7 separate regions of the Homo sapiens genome follow, and regions 1, 3, 4, 5, 6 and 7 are each linked to region 2. The links are chromatin loops, found by intact Hi-C in ENCODE. Cell type or tissue: IMR-90. All regions are shown on one strand. Links, peaks and the distances in the headings refer to the core of each region. The heading gives the core; the rest is flanking DNA.

Evidence for each region. Hi-C counts contacts between places; a loop is a spot of excess contacts. Peaks named below come from ENCODE experiments on the same cell type or tissue, not always from the same donor. Only the 100,000 strongest peaks of a DNase experiment are listed, where the experiment ranks them.
Region 1: it touches region 2 in a loop (16-fold over the local background); 69 of 110 quality-filtered maps call a loop at or near these places.
Region 3: it touches region 2 in a loop (9-fold over the local background); 2 of 110 quality-filtered maps call a loop at or near these places.
Region 4: a loop joins it to region 2, with 9 times the contacts of the local background. A loop is called at or near these places in 103 of 110 quality-filtered maps.
Region 5: it touches region 2 in a loop (4-fold over the local background); 10 of 110 quality-filtered maps call a loop at or near these places.
Region 6: it touches region 2 in a loop (7-fold over the local background); 10 of 110 quality-filtered maps call a loop at or near these places.
Region 7: a loop joins it to region 2, with 2.4 times the contacts of the local background. A loop is called at or near these places in 2 of 110 quality-filtered maps.

The regions. Positions count from the first base shown.
Region 1 is chr5:96,599,279-96,603,655 of GRCh38, reverse strand. The region is part of intron 4 of LOC101929710 (a long non-coding RNA gene); the gene reads right to left. It also overlaps a transcript of CAST not described here. Among named protein-coding and RNA genes, the nearest start is that of CAST, 61 kb to the left of the region's middle. In IMR-90, for the core only: a CTCF peak has its summit at 1,736 (motif pointing right); a DNase peak (open chromatin) is centred at 1,745.
Region 2 is chr5:95,856,158-95,860,534 of GRCh38, reverse strand. It overlaps LINC01554 (long intergenic non-protein coding RNA 1554), which reads right to left. Exons shown (of 3, transcript NR_026936.1): 2 at 3,554-3,657; 3 at 402-1,731. Among named protein-coding and RNA genes, the nearest start is that of LINC01554, 6.1 kb to the right of the region's middle. In IMR-90, for the core only: a CTCF peak has its summit at 1,636 (motif pointing left); DNase peaks (open chromatin) are centred at 1,434, 2,204 and 3,024; H3K4me3 peaks cover 488 bases; H3K27ac peaks cover 3,522 bases.
Region 3 is chr5:96,296,320-96,300,696 of GRCh38, reverse strand. All of the region lies in intron 1 of LOC101929710 (a long non-coding RNA gene), which reads right to left. It also overlaps a transcript of CAST not described here. Among named protein-coding and RNA genes, the nearest start is that of PCSK1, 130 kb to the left of the region's middle. In IMR-90, for the core only: no CTCF peak of the experiment used is centred there; DNase peaks (open chromatin) are centred at 2,596 and 3,206; H3K27ac peaks cover 3,041 bases.
Region 4 is chr5:96,334,859-96,339,235 of GRCh38, reverse strand. All of the region lies in intron 3 of LOC101929710 (a long non-coding RNA gene), which reads right to left. The region is part of intron 1 of LOC107986365 (a long non-coding RNA gene); the gene reads right to left. It also overlaps a transcript of CAST not described here. Among named protein-coding and RNA genes, the nearest start is that of PCSK1, 96 kb to the left of the region's middle. In IMR-90, for the core only: a CTCF peak has its summit at 2,653 (motif pointing right); a DNase peak (open chromatin) is centred at 2,665; H3K27ac peaks cover 1,709 bases.
Region 5 is chr5:96,225,342-96,229,718 of GRCh38, reverse strand. The region is part of intron 1 of LOC101929710 (a long non-coding RNA gene); the gene reads right to left. It also overlaps a transcript of CAST not described here. Among named protein-coding and RNA genes, the nearest start is that of MIR583, 150 kb to the right of the region's middle. In IMR-90, for the core only: no CTCF peak of the experiment used is centred there; a DNase peak (open chromatin) is centred at 2,588; H3K27ac peaks cover 2,165 bases.
Region 6 is chr5:96,254,889-96,259,265 of GRCh38, reverse strand. The region is part of intron 1 of LOC101929710 (a long non-coding RNA gene); the gene reads right to left. It also overlaps a transcript of CAST not described here. Among named protein-coding and RNA genes, the nearest start is that of PCSK1, 180 kb to the left of the region's middle. In IMR-90, for the core only: CTCF peaks have their summits at 1,262 and 2,266; DNase peaks (open chromatin) are centred at 1,265, 2,255, 3,725 and 4,075; H3K27ac peaks cover 2,575 bases.
Region 7 is chr5:96,144,629-96,149,005 of GRCh38, reverse strand. The region is part of intron 1 of LOC101929710 (a long non-coding RNA gene); the gene reads right to left. It also overlaps a transcript of CAST not described here. Among named protein-coding and RNA genes, the nearest start is that of MIR583, 68 kb to the right of the region's middle. In IMR-90, for the core only: no CTCF peak of the experiment used is centred there; a DNase peak (open chromatin) is centred at 2,175; H3K27ac peaks cover 858 bases.

The DNA of each region.
Region 1 (4,377 bases), core at 158-4,157, 740 kb before region 2:
TACTCTTTCTAGTTATTAAAAAAAGTTAACTGTAAAACAGCCCCAGTCAGGTCCTTCAAGAGATATTCCTGAAGAAGGCATTGCTATTATAGGAGATGATGACTCCGTGGGTGTTATTGCCCCTGAAGAGCTCAGTAGGACAAGATGTGGAGGTAGAAGACAGTGACACTGATGATCCTGGCCCTGTGTAGGCCTAGGCTAATGTGTGTGTTGGTGTCTTAGTTTTTAACAAAAAAGCTTTTAAAAGGTTAAAAAAATTAAAAATTTAAAAATAGAAAAAAGCTTATAAGATATGATTATAAAGAAAGAAAACATTTTTGTACAGCTGAACGATGCATTTGCTTTTTAAGCTAAATGTTATTACAAAAGAATCTTTAAAACATTTGTCCTCTCTTACCTCCCTGAATACACATGTAGTTTACTATAGCATGGGTATTCCCATATTCCCATTACAACGCCCTATTCTTAAATAAATATCATTTTCTTTTAGAGATCCTCCGTTCTTCATTTAGGTTGACAAACCAAAAGGCATTTCAATAAATATATGATCCATTACGCATTGATTTCAAAATTTAAACCTTGGAAGGCAATTCTTTTTTTCACATCCTGAATCAGCAATGCTTAGAAAACAAACACCATCCTATCTGCCACTTATCACGCTTCAGCTGTATTTTCCTTCATCCTGGTCCTTGAACACAGAGGCCCCTTTCTTCTTCCAGGCCTTTGCATTTGCTGATCCCTCCTCCTGGAATGACTTATTCTAGCTATTTTTATATTTGGAATATTCTCCGTATTTGAGTCTCACCCAAATGCCTCTTTCTCAGAAAGGCTTTCCTTCACCACCTTAAACAAAATGGTCTTCTCCCATAAGTTTATCATGACCCTGTTATTTATCTATTTATTTTTGAGACAGTGTTTCACTCTTGTTGCCCAGGCTAGAGTGTAATGGCGTGATTTGGCTCACTACAACCTCCGCCTCCCAGGTTCAAGCGATTCTCCTGCCTCAGCCTCCTGAGTAGCTGGGATTACAGGCATGCACCACCACGCCTAGATAATTTTGTGTTTTTAGGAGAGATGGGGTTTCACCATGTGACCAGGCTGGTCTCGGACTTCTGACCTCAGGTGATCTGCCTGCCTCAGCCTCCCAAAGTGCTGGGATTACAGGCGTGAGCCATTGTGCCTGGCCTCATGACCCTGTTTAGTTCCTTTATAATATTTATCCTAATACAGATTCATCATGTTTATTTGCTGTGTTCCTCCACAGAATGTAAGCTTTATGAGGGCAGGACTCTTATCTGACGCTGCTTCATTCCAGGGCCTGGCACAGTGACCAGCACATAGTAGAAATGTAAAGGTTTGTGAAATGTTAAATTGAAATGTCATTGCAATCACTGCATGGAATTATTGTTGAGATAGCAGTATAACATTAGCTATGTACACTTGTCATGTCATATTACTGTTTCAGCCGTCCTCAACCATCCTTTGCTCTTCCATGGTGTCTTGAGTCAGAGCACTCCTTTGAGTATTCTCATATATAGACCAGAGGGACCCTACTCTATTGTGACAGGCAGGATTCTGCTGTTCAGAGTGGGTAAGTCAGGTCTAGTCACCTCTCACAGAGAGAGCTGCCTGCCACTCAAGAGAGTTTGAAGCTAAACCCCAAGAGTCCAATGAGGAGGGCCAGAGGGAGCCGGAAGACCTTAGTTGAGTGGATCCTTTGCTGCAGTTTTTAGTTAAGACACTAGGTGGCAGGTGACTATACTTTTGGATACACCAGGAGCAATTAGCATTACGGTGCTTATCAAATGCCGGATAACTTTCCCTGCTGACATAAAATGTACAAAAATTTTAATTATTTGACAGGATGAAAAGAATTATGATAAGGGTGTTAGCTTTAGTTTTGGTCTATAGAGGGTAAGATGTATCCTGAAACTTTATTTTCAGATGCACAAAGGAAATGTACAAAGTGGGAACATTAAAAAACCAATCGAGTAGAAAGATTAATGTCAGCTCCAGGGTATCACCAGGAGAGATATCTTTATATAATAAAACTGAAATCGGTACTTTCACTGCAATAACAGCTTTGTACCTTTTGGATTAATAATCTAATTTAGTAAATAATTTATTGCATTTTTCTCTTTTCAACTTGAATCTCCAGAGGGATTTAAAAAAATCCTTTCAAATATAAATGGATCAAAGAATCCATTGTTTCCGTAGTAACCTTCTATGCAGAGTCCTGGGTGAGACTTTATTTTCTGCCAAGGTCACAGATCCTGCGGAAATTAGTCAATCAGGCAGCACATGCAAAAGCAGATTGTTTAGGTATTTCCTTCTGTTAGGCGAAAAACGAAATGCTCAAGTCACCTGCCATTCAATAAAGAAAGTAGGACACAAAATGTGATAGACACAATAAATTCTAATAAACAGATTTCCTTTCCATTTTGTGGTCTTTAAAGGGTGGTAATAAGGAAAGTAATAGGTAAATGGTCATAGAGGCACCTAGCAAAGGAAGAGAGTGTGAAAGGAGGAGTAAGGGAAGGAGATGTTGAAGGAGAGAGGGAGAGAGACATTCACACAACAAGGAGACCAAAGGGAAACAAAAGGAGTCACATCAGAGAAAGATAGATAGCGGAGGGGGAGATGGGAGGTAGGTTCGTAAACCAGAAGAAAAGCAGAAGGAAAACAGAGGGAGACCAAAATCCAGAGAAGGAGGAGCAGGGGCAGAGGTTAGTATGTTTTGAGATGTTTTCATTGGTGGCTATTTCTCTAGGATTTCTTAATCTTCAAACTTTAGAATAAAATAATCTGTAATTTGAATGTTAAATAATCAGTAAATTATTTATTGCTCTTTACTCTTAAGCTTATAAAGCTTAAGCCTTATAAGCTTTTCTTGAAATAAATGTGAGTGAGCTTCCTTCAGGTTGCAAGAAATACAGAGAGGCTCAGTTTTGCGCAGAGGATTAGGATATGCAGAAAGAATATGCAGGTAAGGAAGGAAAACAGGGACACATAGAGCTGGGTTTTTCCGAAAAAGAGGAGTTGGAGGACCTCTTAGGTGAGAACATAGTTCTAATAACTAGGTGTCTTTTCACTAGGTTAGCACCAGGGAACTGTTTTTCTCTCTTTGGTTCTTCATTCCCATCACTTCTCTTTCTCCGTTTCTGTGACTTCTCCTGTTATCAATGATTTTTTGTCTATGAATTCAAACTTCCTAATATGAAGGGTCCATACTTGGTCCATCGTCATCCATATAATGTGCCCTTACTGGGTAGGGCTCTTGCTTGAGGCTGTGTCAGAGACTGGCTACTCTTGGGTTAGGTGCCCACCATAGTTCAAAGAAATCTGATTAAACAAGGAGGACCATGTGGTGCAATGCATATATAAAACCTTTCTATATTAGACTGTGTGTTTGCCAGGTATCTAGAAAGGGAGAGAATAAAACTAAAAGGCATCTTGGTTGGTCTTGATTGGCAAGAACGATATACTCTACCCCATGCCCATAAGGCAAACCATACCTTTTTTTCTTAGACACAAGGGTTTAATAATGCCCATACAACCTAATCAAACCACTACCAGTACACTTCCCTCCTGAAAGTTGTCTAGCCACTACCTTTGGAAGAAATGATACAAAACACTTCAAACTTGCAGTCTGAAATCAACAGAGCTTGAGGGTTTTTTTTTTTTTTTTTGCCTAATGAAGCAATAATACAGGATATTTTGGATAAATGAGAAGGGGAAATGTGGGAATTAAATAAGCTCTTTGAGGAAAAGGAGAGAAAGAGCAGAAAAAGGAAAAAGACTTCCCTCTTGTGAGGAGAAAAGTGTATGGGTTGTGGGTGTACCTGGACCCAATTACTAATAGAAAGAAAATAGCTTATTTCAAATTTGCTGTAGCTTAATTCTGTGCCCCAAGTGTGTGGCACAGAATTAATCAGAGTTGGTAGTGGGGCGCCTATGGAGGGGGGTGGATTTCCAGTCTCTGCAAACATTTTTGTATCTGCCATAAGATGACCTGACTTAAAGTTACCAGAGTGTGAGGGACCTGGCACTTAGGCAATGTAGATGTAGTGGCATTCATGATGGCCTGAAGAATGAAGACCCCCAAAGCAACTGAAGGATAGAGGTATTTTCTAAGCACAATTAAGACTTCCAGGTTCTTATTAGATTTGAATAGGAAGTCAGCCCGATATTACAGTAGATGAATTTTTAACATTACAGCTTGCTTAGATAGATACATTTATATTCCACTTGATTTGAGAAAATAAAGAAACAGATATTTTCTAATTCCTGAATTTAGAGACTAGAAATCATACCACCTGCATTGATTTCAGCACTGGGGACCAACAGTGAATAAGATCAGTCTGAGGACAGATTGGG
Region 2 (4,377 bases), core at 125-4,124:
TATTACAATACGAGCACCATTTTCCCTGGGTGCCAGGGGTGGGGCAGTTTAGCTGGAAAAGCTAAATTCTGCTCCACTTGGATTGAAAACGTTCAGATGTTTTGTTTATGTGTTTGCTTTCTTGCTTATTCACCTACGACATCTAATCCTTTAGTCTGAATAGTATCCAGTGAATACACTCCTGTCCCTCTCCTCAGTCCTCACCCAAATGCAGTAAAGCAAGAGATCAGCAGGGCAGCCAGAGAGCCCACACCAGTGAGGCCAGGAAAGAAAACAGAGCTCAAGAGGGTCCACATGAAGGTTTCCTTCCTTATCTAGTCCCCAGAGGCTTTTTTTTCTAAGTAAAACTCCCAAAGAACTAAAAACAAAGGAAACACAAAAAATTCAACGTGGTATAGAAATTTCGGTAGAAGAACTTTTATTGAACAGTAAGATTCAAGATTTCACCAGGTGAGAGGGGGAATTGAAAATTAGTAGAAAAATTCCAAGGGGACCAGTTAGCCACAACAAAGAATGGGGTTCAGGGAACTTCTTAGGGATGTATCTTCCCCTCAATACAGGTAGAGGAGCAGCATCAGAAGCAGGGCGTTGGAGAGAGGCATAGAAGAGAATCACCTTCTCCTGGCCCACGCAAGCTACCTGGTGTACCTTCAAGTTCAGGCCAGCTGCTGTTCCTGCCCGCTCTTGGAGATGAAAAGGTTTCCCATGCCCCCACCTCCTCCCGAGTTAATTCTCTCCAGGTGCTTCTCTTGATGTAAACCCAGGGTGCTATTAGCAGGCTCCTTGTTCTCTTGCTCAAATCCTTTCCAACCTTTCCAACCTGTGGAGCTCTGCTGTTTCTAATTTCTAACCCCCATCTTGTTTCTTTCCCCCAATATTGAATTCTGCCATAATCTTCAGATCAACTCTAGTTGTCTCCATTTTTTTTCTGAATGCTAAAACCTTCCAGCCGTCTTCTCTTCCACTCCCTGACCACTCACGAGTCACCTGCATTTCTTACCCCAGTCGTCATCCTTGTTTCCATGAACGATCCTCTCCAGGGCTTCCTGCCAGAAAAGTATTTTGCAAGTTTCATTTGAATTTCTACACAGTATAATTCTGAACATGTAAATAATATATAAAGTCAACCTATGTTTGGAGCTAAGAGTGACAACAATCTCTCACACTACAGATCCGTCCCAAATTGGTAATGCCCTAAAAATGCTAATAAAAATAAGGTGCTTGTGAAATACTCAAATCCCTTCAGTTAGTACAAAAACAACTGGTGACCTAAAAATTCAAGGAATGGCCCAGAGTAAAGGGAAATGTAATGTTGACTCTGGTTTACAGAAAGTGAATCTGAGTCATGGCAGATCCTGAAATTTCACATGAACTCATTCTGCCTGTAAATGCCCCAGCATCAATAGTGAGCAAACGTGCATTCTGGCCAGCCAGGCAGAAGCACTTTGTTTTCCATTGTGCGGTGACGCCAGATCCCCATTGCTTCTGACAAAGGCCCTCGTCAAGCCTGTGTGTCATCGTTTGCGTTTGCCACAGCTGCAGCGGGGTGCGCGCAGACCCACTTCCCGACTGCTCATCAACCGACCTCCCTGGGGCCGAGAGGCAAGCCGGGTCCGCGCGGGGTGCAGCGCCACCTGCTGGAATTCATGCGATGGAGCAGCAGCCTGAAGTGGCTGCGGAGTCCAGAAGTCCTGTCCTTGAGGTTTGCTTTCAGACAACGGCCAGTCCTGACTGCAAGAACAAAAACACTAGCAGAAATATGCACCCGTTACGCAAACCAGCCCTTAAGGCTGCACATGATCCTTTCCCCACTACAGAATGTGGTGTGGCGTGTATATGTGCACCAGTGAGTATGTGGGGGGAGAGGGGGTACACCCATTTGTGGTGGGGGGGGTATAATGTGGTGTGTTCATGTGCGGTGTCTGTGCATGACCTCTCAAAGGTAGGAAAAGTGGCATCGTCGTCATACTCCTTGTTGGATTGGTAAGGAATTGTTCAGTTGACAGAGATTTTGATATAACTTGTTCCATTTATTTCCTCGCTACGCCGTTCAAGTAGATAAAACGTTCTCGACCAAATGAATTGCCAGTGCTCTGGCTCTCTAGAAGAATTACTCATGACCTAACCACGCTGGAGGCTGACAGCTAACTAATGATCTTTCCCTCTTTTCAAAAGACTTTGCCCATATGGGAACAAAGACTGTCATGATCCCCCAGCCAGGCAGGGCTGGCCCTGGGCTTGGAGGAGGCGATGAAGTAAGACACAGGCAGCTATGGGAAGAAGTCAACCACTTCCACGAGGCCAATTGTGGGTGTCTCAGGAAACAGACAAGTTGCGAGTCTATGTTTTTGCCAGATCCTCTGCCCCTTTAGAGACGTGCTCGCATGTCACATGCGTGAGGCAACTTTCCGTGCCTAGGAGGTTACTGACTTAAACCCAGGGACACTTGTTGAAGTGGGAGGCCTGACAGACAAAGGCAAAGGTGTTTGATGAATGGCTCTGCTGGCTGGTGATGTGGAAGTGTTTGCTGACAGTTCGAGAAACACCAGGGAGCCAACAGATTAAGTGTTCTGTATTTTCCTGGCTACTAAATAATAACTACAGTTTCCTGAGGGTTTACTCATGCCAGGCAGAAGGCTAAGTGCTTTACCTTTGTTTTTTTGTTCATGAAATCCTCAAAACTGCTCTATAAGCCATGCACTATGATCAGCCCTGCTTTCCCGATGAGGAAACTGAGGCCCAGAGGGGTAAGTTCCCTGCCTAAGGTTACACAGCTCAGGAGTAAGGGGAGGACTCAGGTCTCTGCGGGCCAAAGGCCAGGCTCCTGATGCTGACCCTCCTGCTTCCCTGCCATTAGTGCCCTGCGAGGCCCGGACCTGCCCTCTATTTTCCCGCTCATTTTAGGGCCACAGTGACTCACCAGCCATGTGCCCATACCACTCATTTTCACAGAGCCCTGGAGTATGAGAGCAGGGCTTGAGGAAAGAGCTTTCGTTCACTTTGTTTTGAGCCAGGACAACAGACTGGGAAGTGGTTGGAACACACAGTTCTGGGTCAGAGGTCAGAGAACAGACAGGACTCCAAAGGCTAAAACAAACAAGATTTCTCACAGCAGCTCTGGCCGCGTTGAGACCCACGGGCTGGGGCTGGCCAGTCTGTCCCCACGTGGGATAGACTGTGTCCAGAAGGGTGGCCTGGCCTGCTCCTGGCTAGAGCAGATGAGGAAACCACTGTCCTGGATTCAGCTCCCAGTTCTGCCACATTCCAGCTGAGGGCCTGTGGGACAGTCGTGAAGAGCCACATATGGCAATGTCATCTCTCAGGAACCCAAGACGCCAAGGCCCCTCACTGTAATGTGGCAATAACGCCAGCTAGCATGCAGAACTGTTGTGGGGTAATGAATGGAAGCTAATGTATGAGAAGGAGCTGTTACACTCCAGGACTCTAGATACCAAATTTTATGGTTATCAGTTTCACAGCAAAAAAAAAAAAAAAAAAAAAAGAAAGTACTCTTATTCTCAAATTATTCTTATTAGTTCTGGTGTGCACTTACATGAGAAATGGCAAAGGGATATTCTGCTTGCAGTCTTTTGCCCTCTGGCAAAAACTTTCCAGACAGGGTGTCATCGTGTGCAGCTTCCGTGATGCAGTTTGATCCTGATAGGTAACAAGAGTGACACGTTTTATCAGAATCTTTTTACATGGCTCAAGGTCACTTCCACCGACACCAGTGCTATTAATATTTCCCCCATTAAGCCAACCCGTCCTAAGAGCCAAAGAGAATACCATAGTTCCAGGTTTCGGTTTGAAGGTGCTGATGGATGAGAGTAGAAGGGAGTGAATGAGGAAGCCCAGACCTTCCTGCAGGAGCAGGGAAGCAAGACCCAGGCCAGCACTGCCCACCCCCCAATAGCCTTCCCAAGGGTGAGGGGCAGCCATGCGGAAACTGGCACTCACTAGGCCAAGACAGCACAGGCCTCCAACCTTCAGACAAAAGCCTTTTGTCTGGGAGGTGCTGGGGGACACCACACAATGCTGTTTCTTTCTAAATTATTTTTTTCCCCTGAATGCTATCTAGATCCTGGAAATCTATTTCCATGAAATGATTTTAAAATATCCTATATGATAATTGAACGCTTGTCATCAACATGAATGTCCAACATTAGGGGCATGGTTAAGTATAGAATGTTGTATCCCATGATGTTTATAAGAGTTTATAAACATGTGGAGGAAGGGTACAATAGCATAAAGGAAGGCTTGTGTTAGGCTCACATATGAAAAATAAAGAAACAAGAAAAAAAGCTGCAGGCAGGAGTGTACAATGGTAGGAGCTGACGGTACAAAAGATAAATGCTGAAACTATTCTGTAGGATACTG
Region 3 (4,377 bases), core at 163-4,162, 440 kb before region 2:
ATATTCATACTATCCAAAGTTATCTATGGATTCAATGTAATTTCTGTAAAAATTTCAATGTCATTTTTCATGGATATAGACAAAAATTCTAACATGTCTATGGACCTCAAAAAAAAAAATAGCAAAGGCAAGCATTGGCTGAAAAGAACAAAGCTGGAAGCATCACACTACTTGATTTCAAACTGTACTACAAAGCAACAGTAATTAAAACAGCATGGTATCGGCATAAAAATAGTTCCATCAACCAATGGAACAGAATAGTGAGCCTCAGAAATGAACACATATCTATGGTCAATTGATTTTCAACGAAGGTGATAAGGATATTCAATGAGAAACAAATAATCTCCTTATTAAATGGTATTGGGAAAACTGGATATTCATATAAAAAAAGAATAAAATTGGACCCTGATCTCACCATATACAAAATCAACTCAAAATGGATTAAAGACTTAAATATAAGACTTGAAACTATAAAAATACTAGAGAAAGCAGGGAAGAAACTATACAACATTGGTCTGTGAAATAATGTTTTATAGTTGACCCCAAAAATATAGGCAACAAAAGCAAAACTAGGTAAATGAGATTACAACAAAATAAGAAACTTCTGCACAACAGAGGAAACAACAGCATCAAGAGATAACCTACAAATTGAGAGAAAATATTTGCAAGCCATACATTTGATAAGGAATTAATATCCAAAATACATAAGCAACTCAAACAACTGTAAAGAAAAGAAATAACTAGATAAAGAAATGTGCAAGGAACCTGTTAAACTGTTAAATAACTGTTAAAAAACTGTTAAATATTTGAGGTGATGGATATGTTAATTAGCTTGATTTAATCATTCCACAAAAAAAATCACATCATCACTTTGTACCTCAAAGATATATACAACTATAACTTGTCAATATATAATAAAAATAAATACAATAGAAAATAAAATTCACATAGCACTGAAATTATAAAGCATAGTCTTATTAGACAAATTTTCTACCAAACCACATGCTATGGATGTATACGTGAATGCTGAAGATAAATATTACTTCATATCAGGGTCATTTACCCAGAGCTTCTAGTAGTAGTGCTTCTATGAAATATGCATGCTTCAACAAAGCAGGGACCAGTGTGCTGTGGAGGAGGAAAGAGGATTGCACTCAACAGGAGCATGGGAGCAGGGGAGCCAAGAAGTACAACTTTACCAAAGAGAAGGGCATTGTGATATTTTCTAACACTGTGATTTGCTCCCCCAGCCGTTTCAGTTAGCTACTAGAAGCCATGGCTAACCACTTTAAAGTGACACTATTAGAATATTTCAGTCTTTTTCTATTGCCTTCTTTTTTTGGTGCTTCATTGCCTTTGATCCCAGATCCAGCTAATGAATCAATTACATGTTTTTTGTTTGTTTGTTGTTGTTGTTGTTGTTGTTGTTGTTGTTGTTGTTGTTGTTTTGAGACTGAGTTTTTTGCTCTTGTTGCCCAGGCTGGAGTGCAATGGTGCGATCTTGGCTCACTACAACCTCTGCTTCCCGGGTTCAAGCAATTCTACTGCCTCAGCCTCCCAAGTAGCTGGGATTACAGGTGCCCACCACCACGCCCAGCCAATTTTTTTTTTGTATTTTTAGTAGAGACGGAGTTTCATCATGTTGGCCAAGCTAATCTTGAACTCTTGACCTCAGGTGATCCATCCGCCTCGGCCTCCCAAAGTGCTGGGATTACAGGTGTGAGCCACTGCTCCTGGCCCAGTTAAAAATTTACTAGGCCTTTTTAGAAATAGAGAATTCTGTCTTTAATTTTTAAGGCACACACACACACACACACTCTCCTAATTTAGGGTCCTGAGAGCTTAGCATTTTTCATAAATCTTCTCCCTAACTGAAATTGCTTAAAGTAGCTAATATGTGGACCCCTTATTCAAGTATTTTGGGCTTAAACTGTTATTTGTTTCAATTTCGATGGAAAAGGATATAAAAGCCTACATACAGACTAAAGTTTCTTAACCCATAGTTAGTGGTTTTCAAAAGCCTATGTATTTGTCAAGTGTAGTTCAAATTTGTTCTCAGGCACTAAAAAAATGACACTAATATTCCCAATAGAATATATTTAGAATTAATAATAATTGCTAAACTTCCCATTTGCCAGGCCCTGTCCCAAGCACTTTACTTTTAATAACTTATTTGGACTTCACAGCAATACACAGAAATAAGTACAATTACTTCAACAGTGAGAAATGAAGTCAAATACCCTTTCTGCATCCAGAATTCTGTCTCTGCCATCTAGTTGACCAATTACTCTTATCCCGTGTTAATGACTGCCAAATAGCAATTTGAAACAAAGATTAATTTATTGGATTGTCTAGCAAGGGTGGTCTGTATTACTCAGCTATGAGCACTTCTTACTAAGCAGAAACTAAAAGAAATAGATTTAAAGTCAAAAGAGGAGAAAGAGAATATTCTGAGCCCAGGCCTCTGGATTGTTTACATCCTGTTTTGTAACGGTGGCTTACAGGTTTTGCACCATTGCTACAGAGAAGCTTCTTTTCCAACAAGTCCAGGATGAATTGTGTAAGATTCCTGTGGGCCTAGGGTCATCAGGCTACACGCACATGTTTAAAGTTTAGCAAGATTTCTATTTAGCATTAAGCAAATACCATGTGGCAACAGATCTGTATATGTGGTAAGACTGGAGTTTGGCTGGAGTGAAATGAATGTGAATCAGATGCTTCTACATTTCTCTATTCTCTGAGAGCACCCGCACATTCACCACAAAAAAGACCATAGGAGATGAACTCTAGTCATTTCTAACTTGCTTACAAGCATTCTATTTAGAAATTGTTCTGCATATAGTGCTCCCGGGTCTTATAGGAAAGACACCATAAACTATGAAGAAAAATTTTGTTGGTTCTACTAGGATTTAAAAACGTGGAAGCCAGGCATAGCCATACCACTACTTAAGATAAAGAAAAAAAAAGAATAAAAGCAAACAAAAAATGATAGCTATTTCAGATTACTTGAGCCTAGTTCATCTTTGCCTCCTCTGTCACTAGCAAAGGATATATTTCTAATTCCCACTGGCTCAGGTTTATCTTCCTGCTTAGTTAACAGCAAGACATGAGGAGAGCATAAAAAAATGTGCCATGGGTTGATAGAGTTGCTGCAAAAATCTCATCCCAAGAGCTGTTTCATGTCAAGCATCTAGGTTGGGATGAGGGAAGGGATGACATCACCCCAGTTCTCTCCCTCACCAGCAGCAGCTTGCCACAGCAACAGCAAAGCCACCAGACACACACACTGCTACATCTGGTTGGATATGGAGGAAAACCTTACTCAGAGTAGAAATAAGAAATTGTCTATTAGGTTGCTTCCTTCTCTACCCCCAAGTTTTTCCTCAAATTATTCGTTTGAATAAAGCAGTTGTTGTTCCTTGAATTTCCCTTTCAAAAACATTCTCCTGGAAAGGACAACCACTCAGTCATATTAATTCCCTGCTCAAAACTTTCCAGCTAATTCTGACTCTTTATCAAATGCTACACATCAGTGACAAAATAACCTACTGGAACAGAAAGCTGTCTAAATATGTAAAAAATGAACTAATTTCTATCTTGTGCATTAAAATCTTTCTAAGAGAATGTAATTAATTGTTCACACTGAAAATATACTCCAGTTTTACAACTCTTATGATTTTATAACTGACACCAGAAGACATAAAAACAATTCAGAGTAATGCAAACCCAATTACCAAATATTATCGAATGTAGAGAAGCAATAGAAAAGCATCAGTTAGGGCCCAAGAGGGTAGTCAGCAAGCCATTATGAAATCTGAAGTTGGGACAACTTCCTAGCATTTCTGTTACTGAAAACCAGTCCATGATTAAAACTGAGGAACAGATAGCAAAGACACATTTTCCTCCAAACCTGCAGTATTACAATAGCCTGGATATAACCAACACAGTTGAGCAGACATCAGCAGAGAGTTAACACAACCAGCAACTAGGAGTCAGAAATTTACCCAAATATCTCTGCTCAGTTTCAATTCACAAGATTCTTGGTTTATCTGATACTATCTATTTTTAGCATCATGAAATTTGTATAGATTCACTCTTCAGGTTGTTTTGCAGGTAACAAAAATAGCAAAGACCTATCCTCTATAATCTGAGAATTTATTCTCCAGACACAAAAGGATGCTTCAACAGAAAATAATTTGCAAAGAATTATAAAACAATATGACAACAACCATAAAGTAATATCTTATGAATTTAATACATATAAGCTGAAGATTTACATTAGAAAGTAATCAAACTAGGATAGGTTTAGCCAGAAAAGGCCTCCTGAAGATGGTTTTGTAACACATTTTAAAGGGACTTAACAGACATCAATTTTCA
Region 4 (4,377 bases), core at 290-4,289, 480 kb before region 2:
ATTTTCTTGGTAGCATGTTATCAAAAGCCTTTGATGGTGCTCTTCTGGCAATGCTGTTCAAATCAAGTTGCACAGCTAAAGTACTTAGTGTTGGTAACTGGCAACAATCAAAAACTATAATAATCACCCGTAAAGCTGGAGACCTGGCCCCTCATTATGTTAGCACATATTAGGAAATATGTTTTGCTACTTTTTTCTTCCAGTAATGGTTATTATTTCCCAGTCAAATCCAAGTTCTGTTGCTGTTACTGAAATGGAGCAGAGTGCCCATGAGCCAATGCCTGGCAGTGCACTCCAAGCAGCCTCCACTGTCACAACACAAAAAACCAAACCATCTACAGAGCCAGAATGGCACACAGAGGAAGACAGAAACATGAGAAGTAGCCTTGCCAAAGTCCAAAGGTCTGAGCAAGAACACCAGGAGCCAAGTCTCTAGAGCACAAACAACCAGGCAGAAGGGCTCCCAGGAACAGGATGTTCTGCGGCATTTCCAAAAACCCCTGGCCTCTGGGCACGGCATCCAGAGCTCACCAAGCACCCTCTTCCCAGGGGTTCGCTTCCAGAAAGAGAAATATAATATACTTTGGAATGAGCAGCAAGCTATCCACCAAATCACATTTCTACTTATTGAAAAGTGAATCTCTTTAGACTAAATCTCAGAGCAAAGTTGTTTGGGGGGAGAAGTGATGTGATCAACTTTTCCCACTCCAGACTCAGAGTTCAATACTTTCTATTATCTAAATATACCTGTTTAGGCCTTGTGAGTTACCTATATTGTAACCACTACCTACAGAAATTTACAAGTTCTAATAATACCATAAACAAGGATTACAAAGGAAGAAGGAAGGAAAGAATAGGATAATAAATGAAGCAAAGTATGAAGAAAGCAGAAGTAAAACAGCATAAGGCAGCATATAGCATTAAGTCATAAGTCAAAAAACGATGCAGAGTTTTTGAAACTCTCAAGAATATTTGAAACTGAAATTTGAAGTGCATAAATGCATTTGAAATATGAAAGCAGAATAAAAATAGGTTTGTTGTTTTGTTTGTTGAACGTTTCAACCTAACAGAAGATGATGACAGAACTTCTTAATGATTATGGTCTAACAATTGTTGTGTCATAACTTTCAGGAATAAAAACATGGACACTGTTAGTAAAGTCAAGTCTATTTACTCCTTTCATTTCTCATTCCAAAGCTTTCATCCTAGCTGTGCCTCCAGCAAGGAATGCTGGATAGAGTAGGCTAAGACAGAAAAAAAAAATTAAAAGTTTTCCTTAGCTATAGAAACATAAGGAAAAATTTCAAGTACTAATGTTTTATATGTGTTCAAAATGTTAGAGGTATTCTGTTAGGTTCATGTCTTTGCTAATGCCCAGAGGACTTTGTAAAGACAGACAGTAAACTAATGAAGAGAGAAGTAAAACCATTGATTTGATGTCAGAAATCAAGTCCAAAGATGTCCAGATTTGTAATGAAGAAAAAGGTTCAGGTTGCTGGATTCCCAGCACAGCAGTCCAGCTTTGAACTTGGAGGAGGTAGATGCCAAAGAGGACATTAACATTGAACTCCACAGAAGTGAGCATCATAACCATGGTGCACAGATGTGGCTACCTGCATTACAGAAGATCCAGCTGGTGTCCCCAGATCCCTCCAAACATGTGTGGAATCACAGGAATTCAGACGTCTTGTTTCCTAGCTACTGTGTCCTGAGCTTTGCGGCATCTTACTTCCAGTGTTACTACGGACATAAATGGTGTCCTAATATTTTTTCCCTTTCTTCAGTGTACTATGAAGTTCAATGTCAATTGACATAGTACCATAATAAAGTACATAAAATATAATTTTACCTATAATTCTTTAGTATTATATGAGCATACAGAGACCATAGTTGGTTCTTACCATTAAATGAAAGACTTCCTTTTTTTTCTCTCTTGATTGAAAATAGAAAAGGGGAAACCAGGCTAAAAGGGGTTTGGGTCAGAGCTTAATGGCATATTAGGGTGTCTATGGGTGTGTGTGTGTGGTTGTGTGATTCATTTCCACTCTCATGTCAGAAGAGACCCTTGGAATCAGAGTAAGTTTTACTTTGTTTTAGCTCAGTTTCGCTTTCAGGGTTCTATGATATCAGGGTTAAATTCATCCATTTAAATTGCAAGCCCAAATGTTTTCCAAGTGTCTTTTTTTCAAATATGTTTCATCTAACATTGTAAAGATCAAACGTAAACTCCTAGCTTCTGCAAAACAGCTCTTACCCCAGGGTCTTCCATATTAAATATTTACTGAATTAATGAAACTCTTCCCAGTTTTACTCCTAAAACATACTTTCTGGTGATTCACAGTTTTGAAGTGTGATCTTCTACTACTTGATTAACAGACATGAAATCTAAGTCCTCAGATATTAAAGGAAGAACCGGGACTAAAAGTCACATCTCCTGACTCCAAATTGAGTGTTTTGAGGTCCATCACATGCTTTACCCCAAATCTCTATTCCCAAAGTAAATTAAAAATGTGTGACTCAGAATTAGACATCTGGAAAAGCATTTTGGGGACAAAGAACAGTAATAGTAAATGTCTACAGCAAAACCTCACAAGAAACTGCAGAATGCCTTAACACTGTGGGTTTGATGTGCTCCTTCCAATGGGAACCTCTAGAGGGCAGTCCACTCTTCATAACAGACAAGTTCTGCCGGGTTTACAAGAACTCTGGGAGCGAAAAATCTAAAATGTTTGGCATACTTTCTAACAGCTTTCAATCAAACAGGGCACACAAATATCTCAGGCCCAGTCCAATTTTTGGCTGCGTTGGAGAAGAACGCGACTTAACTATGTATTTAGCTATGGGTTTTTTCTCTTTTTCCCTCTCTCCCTAAGCATGAAGGCTCTAATGTTTAATATGAAATGAACTTGAAACTTCCCTTATAATACTAACCTAATACACTGGAGTAAAACATATTTATTGGTAAATGTGCAAGTAAAGAACAGAAAGAGAACAGAAGACTTGCAGAGAACTACTGCCGGTTGAGAGTTGGAGTCAAAATAGGGGGCAGCGGGTGGTAGGAGCTAAGGTTTAAGAGATAGACAAGGGACAGCCCCAGGAAAGGAGGTTGAATTTCCTTGTGTAGATTCAGAATGACTTTAGCAAGAGAAGGACTGGGTCAGATTACTGTTTTGTATATGAATCATTCAGGTAGCTCTGGAGAGAGAATGGAGTGGGCCAGGTCTAGAAACCAGGAAGCCAATTGAGAGACTGTTATATTGGTCCAGTTAAAAGAAGGTGCATTTGAGATAGGGTAGTGGTGGTAGGAGTGGAGTTGAGAGGATGGGTTTGAGAAATGCATAGGAGGGGAAAACATCAGGATGTAATGATCAGTTGGATAAAGGGAGTGAGGAGAAGAAAAAAGTCAAGGCAGACATTTTATAACTTTTGTCACTGGGTAAAGAGAAGGTAACAGAACAAATAGAGGTTTAGGTTGGAGGGAAGTGATACATGTAGCTTTTGAGCAATTGAATCCGAAATGTCTGAAGAGTGCCCAAGAAAAGCTGCCTAGCAGGTGATGGAATTGGTGAGCCTAAAGCTTGGGGGAGAAATTGGAGATGGAGATTGAACTAGACAGTCATTACTATACAGATGGTAGCTGAAATCCTGAGTGTAGAAAAATCCACCCAAGAAGAGTATCAGTAATGAGAAGAGCGGTAGGCTAAAACAGAAAGGTAGGTAACCCCAGCATGTGGGTGGTAGATGGAGGGAGAGGAGACCATGGTTGGGAAAGAACAGAAACAAATGAGGCAAGCTGAGAGAATATAATATGACTATCATAGAGAGTGAGTGGTGCACACAAGCAACATGGCCAAATGCCCCAGAAACATACAGTGAGACAAAGATTGGAAAATGTCCACTGAATTTTCCAGCTACAATATGGGTGGCCTTACCAAAAGCAGAAGCCAGATTGCAGGGGATGCAGAGTGAATGGCACATGAAGTGGTCACACTGAGTATAGGTAACTCTTTAAAGATGTTTGGATGAAATAGAAGAAGAGATAGGACATCACTAAGAGGACATGGGGGTCAAAGGTAGACTTCTTTTTTAATGAATGGGAAGGAGATGAGTAAGCTTGTAGTCTGAAGAGGACATACCCCTGCAAGAGGAAAGGTGGATGTTTCAAGAGGGAGGATGGCTGTGGAACCTGGTCTTGGCATGTGTAACTGGGGTCGGCCTTGAACAAAAGGAGACAATGCATCTTCTGAAATTGGAGGACGATAATGCAGGGTGTGAGTGGAGCTCTGTTCCTAGGCATGGGTGAGGCAAGAAATGGAAGGCGCTCATGCTCATTTGCCTCTATAGCAGGATAATGAATTTAGATATCATTTTTGATAT
Region 5 (4,377 bases), core at 210-4,209, 370 kb before region 2:
AAAACAGGGCACACTGTATTAAAACATTATTCCTTAAAACACAATACAGAATAATCATGCATAATGTTCACTGTCAACAACTTGATGTGTTGAGCTATACATTCACTAAATTTAGAATTCACTCTAACTTAAAAAAGATTGTTCTACAATACAACACTCCTGCAGTACTGTTGTGGCTATCGGGCTCAGGAAGATACCACTGTTTAACATCTGCATCTCTGTGCTTCTCCAAGCTTCATTTTCTTTATGGTGCTGCCACTGCCATGGAAATAGTGTCTTTTTTTTCCAATGGATGCTTTCTAAACTAAGTCATTGTACTGTGAAAGCATTCTGAAAGGCATTGTTGATGGAAAGCAAGTGCAGTCATAACACTGCTGAAGCGTGAAAGGTCATTTGATGGCCTATGGGAAAGCAAAATGTCTTCTAAGGAGAAGGAGCAAAGTATCCTTTGTATCTAGTATCCTTCACATAACTAACTAAAAGTGCTCCTAAAATACGATTTCATTTGTGTTTGTGATACAGTTCATGATTATTCTCTATTCTGTAAAGAAAACTTACAACTTTCTTTTCTATAGAATCTTTGGAAAATCATCCATTCTCACCTGGTAAAATGATTTGATGGGTCCTCTCTCAAAGCCAGGTAATAGATAACATGGATTTTTGAATCTTTTCAACCCTAGAATTCTATGGTCACATAAAATCGTTATTCTAAAGGTAGAGGAAAACCAATCAGATAAGATTTTTATTACACAAAAATAATTGGTAAATCCAGGAAGAGCACATGAATTTTCAGATAATTTTGGTACAGTATGTCATATATTCTGAGATATTATTACCTATATATTTTATTATTACTCTTTAGTTTTGCTAAACATTTGCTTATATTTTTCTATTTTGATATAATTTTACCTACTTGTTCTTAAAAACACCTTTCAGGATAAGAATTTGAGGTTTTGAAATACAGTCAACTTTGTAAGCATGCTGACACATTAAACTCCCTCAATATTAACATGACTCACAATGGTTACCTCTTGTTAAATCAAGGCTTTCAATATGAAAATGAATCATCTAATAATCCTTAACTTGTGAAGCCTTTTCACGCAAAGACAGGCTATAAAATTTATGCGTATTAGCAAAAAGGATTGCAAATGCAGGCACGAATCTAGGGGACAAATACAATTTACTGCAGTACCATACTTAACAGGTTTAATCAAGACAATAACCCATTTATTCATGTAGAGACAAATCTGGTGATAGAACAGGGGCAGATAGTGAGAGGGAAAGATAATAAACAAGAAATTAGAAGAGCTGGATTCCAACTGAGACTATGCTACAGTGTATTTTATAAACTTGGGCAGATTAATCTTTCAGGGTGTATTAATTAGAAATGTACAGAGGTATGAGTAACAGAAAAACTGACTGAAAGCTACAAGTGACCTATGAAATAAAGACAATTAATTGTCTCACACAGAAAGAAATCCAGAGGTAGGATGTTCCAGATTTGGTACAGTGGCTAGCTGAATCGAGCTCTTTCCATCCTCCTACTCTGCTCTCTCTCCATCATTAGTCTTAGTCTTGCCACCTCATAGGTCCAAGATGGCCGCTAAGCTCTAAGCATCACATTCCCATTCAAAAACATGCAGCCATTTCTAGCCTTTGTAATCACAGACACACACATACACATGTGCGTGCACACACACACACACACACACACAGAGAGAGAAAGAGGGAGACTACAAAAAATGTGAAATCGGTGAAGCTGAAAATCATTTTTATCAAGGCACTTTTTATTTTTAACAGTGACAAAATCCACCATACTTGCCCTTACACATTGTTGGCCAAAACTTAGTCGCGTTGCCACCCCTTGTCTGATACACAAGCGAGTGTGGGAAAGTGACTGCAAAGGAAGACACACGAGGGAAAAGGGAGCCTCAAGGCTTTATCTAGAAATTGTGGAAGTTGGGTAAACTGATATCTAAGATAGAGCTCCAGGCTACCATGTAATTTTTGAAAATAAAAAGTAACAAAAAACAAGGAAGCTGACTCTTATTTTACACTTTTAAAGAGACTTCTGTTTTTATTCTAATTTCCCATGATGGCACTTTTTCCCCCTCTCTAAAAACAAAAACAAAACAAACTTCCTCCATCCAGGATTCTGAATTTCTACAGTGAACAGTCTCTCCCCTTCCCTAACTAGAAAAAAACCTGAGCGGTCCAGACATTGAGTCATTCAATTTAACTTTGATGGAGCTGCACCTATTTTTGAGGTTTTGCCATCGTGGTTTAAGAACACTGTCTACAGACACTTTGGAAATTTTTCCCAGCACCTCTCTGAGTTTATGCTGTACTAAATTTAAACTGGAAAATTCAAGATGTAAAAGGCTAAGTAAATAATTCTATTGAAAAAAGCACAAGTGATTATCTTCTTTTAAAAAAATCCAAAGAATTCAAAATGTATTGAATTTGTCCAACTAACATTCCATTTGTGGTATCTCATAACCCCATGTAATATTGCAATGTACTTCTTCTGCTTCATTTTTTACAGAGAATTACACAGCTGCCTCTTATTATTAAAAGCACCCTCCCCCTCACTCTCTGAATAAACTGTGTGTTCTGACATTAAACCAAGACACTACACAAGAAGATCCTGGAAGCCAGGATGCCGCCAGCTTTGTATGCCAGATGTGATTACAGAGCGACAGCGAACAATGCTGCAATCAGCCCATTGGTTAGCTAGAAACCGTGGACACTCAGAAGAGGTTCAGTCTGAATACATAGCCAATAGTGTGTTAAAAACTACCATGCAAAAGTGCTTGTTTTACCAAGATATTCTATGGGAATATTTAGCTGTTACATTGTAAATGCTGTTATTTTGGTTTCTAAAAATGTCATGACAGGAAATGATTCCAGGGAGGAGCGGCCAAGAGGGCTGTTGGGTAGAACAAGTGGGGGAGAAAGTTAAACCTAGAAATCAAGAAGCCAGAAAAGGTGAAAACATGAATTACTATCTGCAATAAAACAGATTCTTAAAATACATTTGATTTTTTTTTAAATCTTTTTTTGAGGCAGGGTCTCACTCTGTCACCCAGGCTGAAGTGCAGTGGTGTGATCTTGGCTCACTGCAACCTCTGCCTCCCAGGCTTGACCGATCCTCCCACCTCAGCCTCCTGAGTAGCTGGGACTACAGGCACGTGCCACCACCCCACCCCTGGCTAATTTTTTGTATTTTTTATAGAGACAGGGTTTTGCCATGTTGCCCAGGCCGGTCTCGAACTCCTGAGCTCAAGCAATCTGCCCACCTCAGCCTCCCAAAGTGTTGGGATTACAGGCATAACCCACCATGCCCAGCCTACATTAGATCTTTTATGCTCCATTTGCCTTCTCCCAGAAGGCTGGTTATGTTTTGAAGAGTTCCTACTGTTCATTGGTACAACGGTTGTAAGGTCCTGGTCCCCTGGCTTTGGACCAATTGCCAGGTGGACATAAACTAAGGGAAGACACCCAGTCTATATGGGGCTAAGAAACCACTCTGCCCCTTCTTGATTCTCTGCAGCTACAACCAATGGGCAGTTAAGACCTTTGGGTAAGAATTTCTGCAGGTTTGGAAATGCTCATATTGACACTATTTTTATTTATCTCCCTGTCTGAGAAGTGCAAGGTGGGGACATATTAGAAGCTGATCAGAGAGTAACTACAGTTATTAGTTACTTATTAGTTATTAGAAGTTTGACCTTCTCAGAGGGACCCAAAGATACATAGTGCAGTAACTGGTGAGCTGTAGAATTTCATAGAAAAAGAGAAAGAAGAAAAAGGAGAAGAAGAATGGTGAGGCGGGGGGCAAGAATTAAATTTCTTTTTCTCCCTGAATAGATTTGTATTATAGAACAGCTCTCTCCAAGAATAAAGTGTTTGGTTTATCCAACTTACTTCTCATAGACAATGTTTATCAATTATGTGTCTATCTTTGAGTAATAATTTGTATTCTTTTACCTCTGTTTCTGTTAGATCTACAAAGACTCAGAAATCACAACAGACTCTCAAGAAAATCATCTCAGATAGAGAAAAATATAGCTATTTACATATACATTAGTAAGGTGGGTATAAGATAACTCATCAGTAAAAACTTTTCAGAAAATTTCCAACATATCTATAATTTTACCTTCACTGCTTTTCAAATAAACCCAATGCCCCCCAACATAAATGAGCTTTTTCCAGTCTTTATTTTTAGACTTCCACTTAACTCTTTTCTATCTATGATCTTTGTGTGTTTTTAAAGTATAAATTGCATACAGTTTTATAATTCCAGCTGTTATATCCCTGTATGCCCCCATTTACACACCGTCTTGAACACAAAACTGCTAATGTGTATATATCATT
Region 6 (4,377 bases), core at 201-4,200, 400 kb before region 2:
TTCAGAATTCCCAGAAAAGCAGACATTCTAACTGGTTCTTAGTAAAAGAGCCAATCTCATAAATGTATGCTGTATTTTCAAATACATGCTCTGAATCTAAAAATACACTTCCACTTTGCATTCATGTACAGCTGTGTCGACCAAAGATAGATGCTAAAAAAATTGGGAATAAAAACATACTTTCCCCTTCCTCTGTTTTTACTCATACATATTTTTATAGCTTTCAAAGCCCAGTTCACCTCTCATATCTTCCATTAACTTTTCCCAGCCCAAAGTAACCTCTTCCCACTTGGGATTTATCTTGTCTGACCTTCTCATTTAGTACTTATTTGTATATTGTATTATGACACCTCCCTTAGTCATTTTATAAGATTAACTCATCATATAAGATTGTATTTTTCACCTGTTATACTCTTCAAATGTGGCCATGGTGTATAGTGCATAGGGGAAAAACACATATGCTTTATAGCATTCACTAAATGTTAGATGAATTCATTATGAAACAGTATAACTTCATAAGCCAATTTTATCATATCTATGCTATTAGGAGAGGACAAAGTAATATGTCAAGATATCAGATAAAGTGACCTGGTTTTCTCACAACTGTAGGACCCAAATGTCATGCATCCCTGAATTCCTTTAATGTGTCATGTACCAGAAACATGGTGGGGGGTGGGTCTCCAATGCTTCACAGGTAGAGGCATGTGCCTCTAAAGAAAAATTTTGAAAGGGTGAGGAGGAACGCTGCCAACTAAACTATGACATGCCATTGATTACAAGACACATTTGATTTCAAAGATGTTAAAATGTGAAAAAGCATTTATCTTAAAATGGTTGAAATGTGATCAATGACTATGATTTTTTCAAAATGAAGGTAATAGTAATAAAAGGTAGAAACCTCATTAATGAAAATATTATCATAAATCACAGAACAATTTTTCTGAAACAGAGGAGGCATAGCTTAGACCTGCCTCTGAAACAGTGAGCAACAGACCAAACCCACGATCATGTCCAGGTCTGATAATGGCCTATGATACACCAAGTACCCACTTACACTCTCAGAAAGTGAACTATTGAAAAGAAACCAAAGTTACGATGTCATGGCCTTTACTTCAAGAGTGCATGAAAGTTGCAAAATGAAGCCCTGAAAGAATACAGTAATGTGAGTTTCCTTTTTCTTTTTTTTTCAAAAAAATGAGGTGGCTAAGCTGTTACTCACCATGAATCCTTATGCAGCATACTTACAAGGTGGTCCATGCTGAGCCTTTAGTGGCTGGAATCTGCCTACTCATGATCACATTCTACAAACCTGTTAACCACTTCCTTTGCATGACTTTGTATGAAATTTATCACACAGAGTTTTTAGTATGTTTAGTGTGTACACGACTGTGGATGGCAAAAAGAGTGCGCCTTGTGCGCCGCTGTGTTTTCCTGGATGCCATGCATAGTGCCTTACCCATAGTGAGTAAGCCCTCGGAGAACTGTAAAGAATACATGAACAAAGAACTGACCAAAGGGAAAGCAGTGTTATCACTTAGTTCTGGGGTCAGCAGTTACCAATGAATCAATAAAGAACAATGCATGAAATTGCTGCTGTGCAGAATGTTAGTCAAACGAAGGGTGAGTAGTGGGGTTCTTAGGAGAAGGCTCATGAGAATGTCTTCCCTGGATTTACTATCCCTATCTGGCTTTGAATGGAGTGCAATACCAAACAATCCTTTTAAACAACTGATGTCAACATCAACGTCAATTCAGCAATCTTGCCTTTTATCCTTTCCATCCCAAGATATCCCCACTTTATTTAACAATTCAGTATAATCTAATAGATATATTTAAGCCTCCCAAGTGAAAACATTTCTTTTTTTTCCAACCAAGATGGATGTTTAACCTTGCTAAGATTCCTGCATATTATTTGTAATGCATTTGATCAGAACCCAATAGAGTTACAGAGATCCCTCTACACATGCACACTGGCAATGTTGAGCAAGTTTAAGATGACTCTAGAACTGCTTTGATGTATATTAACAGGAGCCCAGGAACCTTCTAAACTCAGATAAAGATACAAATTAATTTTGCTCTTGCCCCCAGAACTCTCTTCTTCATCAAGACCTGCACCTAAGCACAGGGAGAAACAGCCCAGAGGCAGTAAAGATCCACCCAATTGCTACAGATGTGTTCCTCCCAGCAGCACTGCAGATGCTGCTGCGTTATCTCCTTCCTGCTTCACAATGAATCACAGCGCCATCTGGGCCATCTGTCTTATGAATGCACAAGGGAAAAGAAGACGACGTCATGCAGACCTGCACCATGTCTCATGCATGGAAAAGAGACCATAATCTGCCAGTGTCATCAATTAAATAACCAACAGGTCCTGGATTCCTGGTGCCCCTCCCTGTGCTGGCCCGTTATGATGTGGGTTTCTGCAGAGGGAATACAACATTAGGCTTAGATTAAATAATAACAGGAAAATAATAAAGAGGTTGTATATACTATTATTATATTTATGTATTTTATCATGTATTTATATATAGTCATGTGTCACCTAATGACATTTCGATCAACTGCATATATGACAGTGGTCCCATAAGATTATAATATGATATTTTTACTGTACCTTTTCTATGTTTAGATATGTTTAGGTACACAAATACTTAGCATTGTGTTATAACTGCCTACAGTATTCAGTACAGTAACATGCTGTACAGATTTGTAGCCTAGGAGCAATAGGTTTTATAATATAGCCTACCCACATAGCAGACTATACCATCTAATTTTGTGTAAATACAAAATATGATGTTAGCACAATGACAAAATTGCCTAATGACACATTTCTCAGAATGTATCATCATTAATAAGCAAGGCATAACTGTATATTTATATAGTATATATATATATTACTGTATATTTATATACTGTATATTTATATATTTATATACCGTATATTTATATCACACAAATATACTGTATAAACTGTATATTTATATAGTATATATTACATATTACATATAAACACATAAATACTGTATAAATTATATGTTTATATAATATATATGTAAGTTTATATATAATATGTAATATATACTATGTAAATATAAATATACAGTTCTGCCTTGATTATTGATGGTGATACATTTATATACATAAAAATTCTCCTTAACCATGCTCTGAGAAACAGAGTTCTGAGAGATGAGAATAGATACTGCTTGCTAATGATCTGGAAATGCTACATGCCTTATCCTTTCTCAGTCAGAATGCTCTCTTGCACATTTAAGTCTCTTAGAAATCTTGTTCCAAAAAAGTTTAAACCTATTTAACAGAGGGTCCCAAAGACTTTATTTTGTAGCACACTTAACTGTAAAAGCATAGCACAGAACACCAGATTTGAGGAACGGAACCCTAAAGTAACCTGAATTTCTTTCTTCACAACTCAAGTCTAACTAAAGTACAGCCTTAATTATGGGCTTATATATATTATCCTTGGGAAATGAGCATCAAACTTGTGAGAATCAAGCCACAGTCTCAAAATTAGACCAGGCCCTTTTCTGTAAAGCAGTTACTCAAATTGTAACATGAGTTAAAACTCTAGGTTCCAAAATTTTTCAGACTTCATGACTTCATTCAGGAATCCTAAAAACAACTGTGGTCATCATCCATTAAAAATGCAACTTTCATAGTGTTCCACAGACAAGACAAAAAAAAAGTTATTTGGACTGACCTGGTTTTATTACTGCCCTAACAGTAAATATGTAAATAATTTAAACCAAGCAAACACATACACTAAGCATAATAAAATTCATCGTCATTGCTGCTTTATCAAGGAAAAGAACTCTGAGAAACTTGTCAAATAAATAAATGATCTGTGCCTTTCCTTGTCACTTTTCGTCTTTTCAGCAAGTTTAATAAATAAAATTGATGGTTTTGGGAAGAGTTTTAGGCCAGCTATTCCAATTGTAACATTCCTTTACCTAAATATCAGTTAACCACAACATTCCAAGCTTTGAGGCAAAAGCTGTTTCCTGCATTTATTTTGACACATATCATGAAGCAGCATCGATAAAGTTCAACCCAACAGCCCTGGCTGGAGTTTCTCCTGAAACATGCCTGCTATTTACTTTTTACTTTTCTTTGCCTCCCTTCTTCCCCCTGCCAACCCCCATCCGCTCCAGAATATGAGTCATTAAGCTTATGGTAGGAAAATAAATTATCTTCGTTTTTTAATCATTTGATGCTTGCAACATAAGCTACAAGGAAATGCAACTTTTAATCCACCCAAAGATTTTAAGTAGGATTAAGAATAACTGAAAAGACTTAGACATGAGCAAATATGCCCGACAAAGGAGAATAAAAGTGAGAATAGGCTGTAATACTTTTAGCAAT
Region 7 (4,377 bases), core at 86-4,085, 290 kb before region 2:
TTCCAAACACAAATATAACAGTTTCAAAATTCTGCAATAGAAATTTAGACTTTAGAAAATGTGTCTTCAGATGCCCCACACTTTACAAGTAAAGACACTAGGCTCTTAAGATGCTAAGTGACGTGACCAAGGTCACACAGCTCTTCTCACTGGAGTCTGCTTCTTCCAACTCTAGCCTCTTGCTCTTTCCACTGTTATACAGTCTTCCGTGTATAGTTAGGCATTTCTTCACCTAGCTCAGGTAGGGATCAGATAACTTGATTTAATAGTTTCCAGTTTTTATAACTACACATCATTCTATTGCTCTAGCATATATTAAACCAAAAGAGTGTCCCTGATTCCAGAAATTTAACTTCAGAGTTACACAAGATGTGTTGGCCTAAGCACATAAACTGAAGTTTTATCCTAACGCTGACTCTGACTCACCAGAACGTGTTGGGCTAGGCATGAAATTGTCTCAGTTTCTTCATCTGTTCAGTGGGGAGAGTAATGCTGATCTGTACTTATTCATTTAAAGAAACTGCCTGCCTAGAAACTACCGAATAATTGTGGTGAAAAAGCTTATGAAGATTCTAATTATAAACTAAAGCCATATAATGAAGGCATCAAAACACATAATTCAGACGCTTTCTAATAATCATGACAGACAGTATTTTAGTGTGCCGAACAGACAGGTGACTGCTACCAATCAAGCATATTTCCACAAAAAAAATCATTATCATATTGTTTCAACATATCAGAGGTGTTGATTAAGCCAACAGAATTTGAGAGACAAAATTAAAATGGAAATTTGCCTCAAACCTGCTGAGACTGGGTACATAGCATGTTCCTGAGGTTTTATCTGCCAAACAAATCTTCCCATCAGCAGAAGAAAACTAGGAACTATTTTCTCATGACCAAAGAGTCCCTGTGTGACCAATAGTCCCTCTCACAGTGTCAATTTTGTGAAGTCACCGTAAGAAAAGAATTCCAGACAAAAGATAGGCAATAGCAATAAGTCCGATGATGAAATTGAACCAAACTTCTGTTTTGTTTCTCACTGACAATATTCTGTACCACATTTTCTAATACTGAGCTAACAGTGGGATTCATGTGGATGGATGGGATAAAAATTAATTTCTTTTTTTATTTTCAAAAATGACCATAAGATGGTTTTAAAGTGCTGATAATGTCCTGTTGCTGATCTGCACAGGCTATCTAGACTACGGCAGCATAAGTAATCACTTTGACACTTACCTAAAGAATTGTGTGGTTGGCAAAATGAGAAAGAAAAAGAGGTGGTGGCTTCTTTAATCAGTCTTCAATAGAACAGCTAGAATGATGTAACAAAGCCTTACCAAATTATTTGTTCTTTTGTTTTTTTGGGGTTTTTGTTTTGTTTTGTTTTGTTTTGTTTTGTTTTTGAGACGGAGTCTCGCTCTGTCGCCCAGGCTGGAGTGCAGTGGTGCGATCTCGGCTCACTGCAAGCTCCGCCTCCCAGGTTCACGCCATTCTCCTGCCTCAGCCTCCTGAGTAGCTGGGACTACAGGCGCCCGCCACCAAGACCAGCTAATTTTTGTATTTTTAGTAGAGACGGGGTTTCACCCTGTCAGCCAGGATGGTCTGGATCTCCTGACCTCGTGATCCGCCCGCCTCGGCCTCCCAAAGTGCTGGGATTACAGGCGTGAGCCACCGCGCCCGGCCCCAAATTATTTGTAACAAGGTTAAAAGTAGTTTTTACAACAGATCTTCTTTCGAAACAGTGATGTCATTAGGCATTCTGTTTAATGCCACATAGAAAACTACGAATAAAACCATAAATTATTCACAGATGATAATAAATATTTAAAAAGTAATAATGACAATGTTGGAATAATTATAAGTGTACCTACAATTGAGGGCTCATGAAACTCTTTCCACTTCCAGCTGTGCATAATCACAGAACATGGGGCACTAAAGTTATCTGGTACTGTGGTAGAGACAGGTAGGGCTTGCTGACTATCCATGTGCGCTCCTACATTTCCCAGCTTCCTTTGCACTTAAGATTGAGGTCATATGACTAGTTCTGACCAATGGACTTTGATACAAAGTAACCGTGTCACTTCTTGACTGAGGCAGTTAAGAGCCAGTGTGCTTCATTCTTCACTCTCTTCCCTTTTCTTCCCCTGCCTCAGCAACACTGAGAGCCACATGTTCCAGATGGTATACTGACACAGACAGGGAAGCTGCTGAGTCACAATGAACTTTACATGAGTGAGAAGAAAACTTTGCTGTGTTAAGCTAATGAGATGTCATGGGTTGATGTTGCAGCACTAGGGTTAGTTACCCTGACAAAAAAAAAGGCTGTATGTTAATGTGTTTGCTGTGGCCTAGAACTTAAATTTAAGCTGCTGACACTAGGCTTCTAAAAATAGCATTAGAGGAAAAATAATATTCCTTTTTTTGTCTATTTAAATGTTCTCACTTTTCCTGGTCCTGCACAGTCTAAAGCAGTGGTTCTCAAAGTGTAGTTCCCAAGACCAATAGCATCAGCATCACCTGAAGACTTGTTAGAAACATAAATTCCCAGGCCCTGCCTGAGGCCTGCTGAATCAGAAACTCTGGCAGTGGGTCCTAGCAATCTGCATTTTAACACATCTTCCTGGTAATTCTGGTGGAATTGGTCTAAGGCAACCTTTCCTTGAGTCCACCTGAATGTGATGCTCTTCCTTGAGTCCACCTGAATGTGATTCTCATGCAGCTAATTTCTCCCTTTATATCACATGCGGTCAGCAGACAACTTATGTTCAAATTCCTACTTTTTATGCCCCTCATTTTTTTTCAAACATCAGCTTTTACAGTGATTAATTGCACATAGCCTTGCTATATAGATCAGAGATAACTGCAAATTCTTTGTCATGCCCCCACTGAAAGGTGGAATCTGTTTCTCCACCCCCTTAAATATAAGTTGGGCCTGTAACTGCTTTGGCCATTGGAATGTGGCAGAAGTGAAGCTGTGCCAGTAAGCCTAGACTTTAAGAGGACTGGCAGCTTCCATGCTATGAGGAGGCAAAAGCAGCCTCAAGGAGAATTAAGACCCCCAGCTGACAGCCCCAACTGAGCTACCAGCTGTCAGCTAGCATCAACCATCCACTATGTAAGTATGCCATCTTACATGCCCTGGGCCAGTTGAGCTGAGATTGCTACAGCCCCAGATGACTTTATGTGGAGCAGAAGAACCTCCCAGTTGAACACAGTCAGCCCAGAGATTTAGGAGATATAATAAAATGGCTATTGTTTTAAACCACCAAGTTTGAGGGGAAGAGGAAAGATATAAAGCAATAGAGAATCAAACATTCACTTTTATTGTTTTTGAAAAGTACTATTAAAGTCAAATTTTAATAGGTTCTACTTACCAAAAATTTCTCTCTGGTTCAAACAAACTAACTTAACATGGCTCCTTGCAATGACCTTTTCCTAATATTTCCCTCTCCTTTGGCTTACATTAAAAAAAATGTAAGTTGTTTCTCCAACCTTGGCTCTGGAAGCTTGTAGTAATTTTACTACCTATCCCATGGGTGTCAAATAGACATCTGAGTCTTTGTCTTCTACATCCATAACTGTTAAGGCGAAATACAAAGAAATGGAAGCAAGAAGTTCATAATCTCGTCAGAGAATTTCAATAGAGTTTAGTTAAGGGAGGAGTCAGATTTTTGCAACCTAAATAAAAATTCTCCTTTCCACATTTATCCCTAAATGTAGTAACCAAACAAGATCAAGAACATGATTACCAGAAAGTTTACAGCTGCAAAAGCATTATCCTAGTTCTGAATTTCTTTGGGAAAACACATACTTGCAAAATGAAAGATAAACTAATATTAAGTGATCATAGCTATTAACTGATAGCTGAAGACAGCTTGGGCAGGTTGATGTTCACAAATATGTTACAGCACTTAGGAATCAATTATTTAAAGCTAAGAGTCAAAAGCTAAGTATTCAAAGTATAAGTACATGCCGAGAGGCTACAACTAGCAAAAGAGCAACTTGCAAAGACCTCTAACCCAGAAAAATTATATGGGCAGTAAATTTTAGAGGGTGAGGAGCATACCCGTATCTCTCTATCTCCAGAACCCAGCAAAGTGTTCGGTATATAAAAGTGGCAAACATGGTGAAACCTCGTCTCTACCAAAAATACAAAAAAAAATTAGCTGGGCATGGTGGTGCGCACCTGTAGTCCCAGCTACTCAGGAGGCTGAGGCAGGATAATCGCTTGAACCTGGATTCACTTGAACCCAGAGGTTGTAGTGAGCCGAGATCACGCTGCTGCACTACACCTTGGTGACACAATGAGACTCCGTCTAAAAAAAAAAAAAAATGGTGTCTGGGTATGTGTTTATGAACGAACAAATGAATGACAGT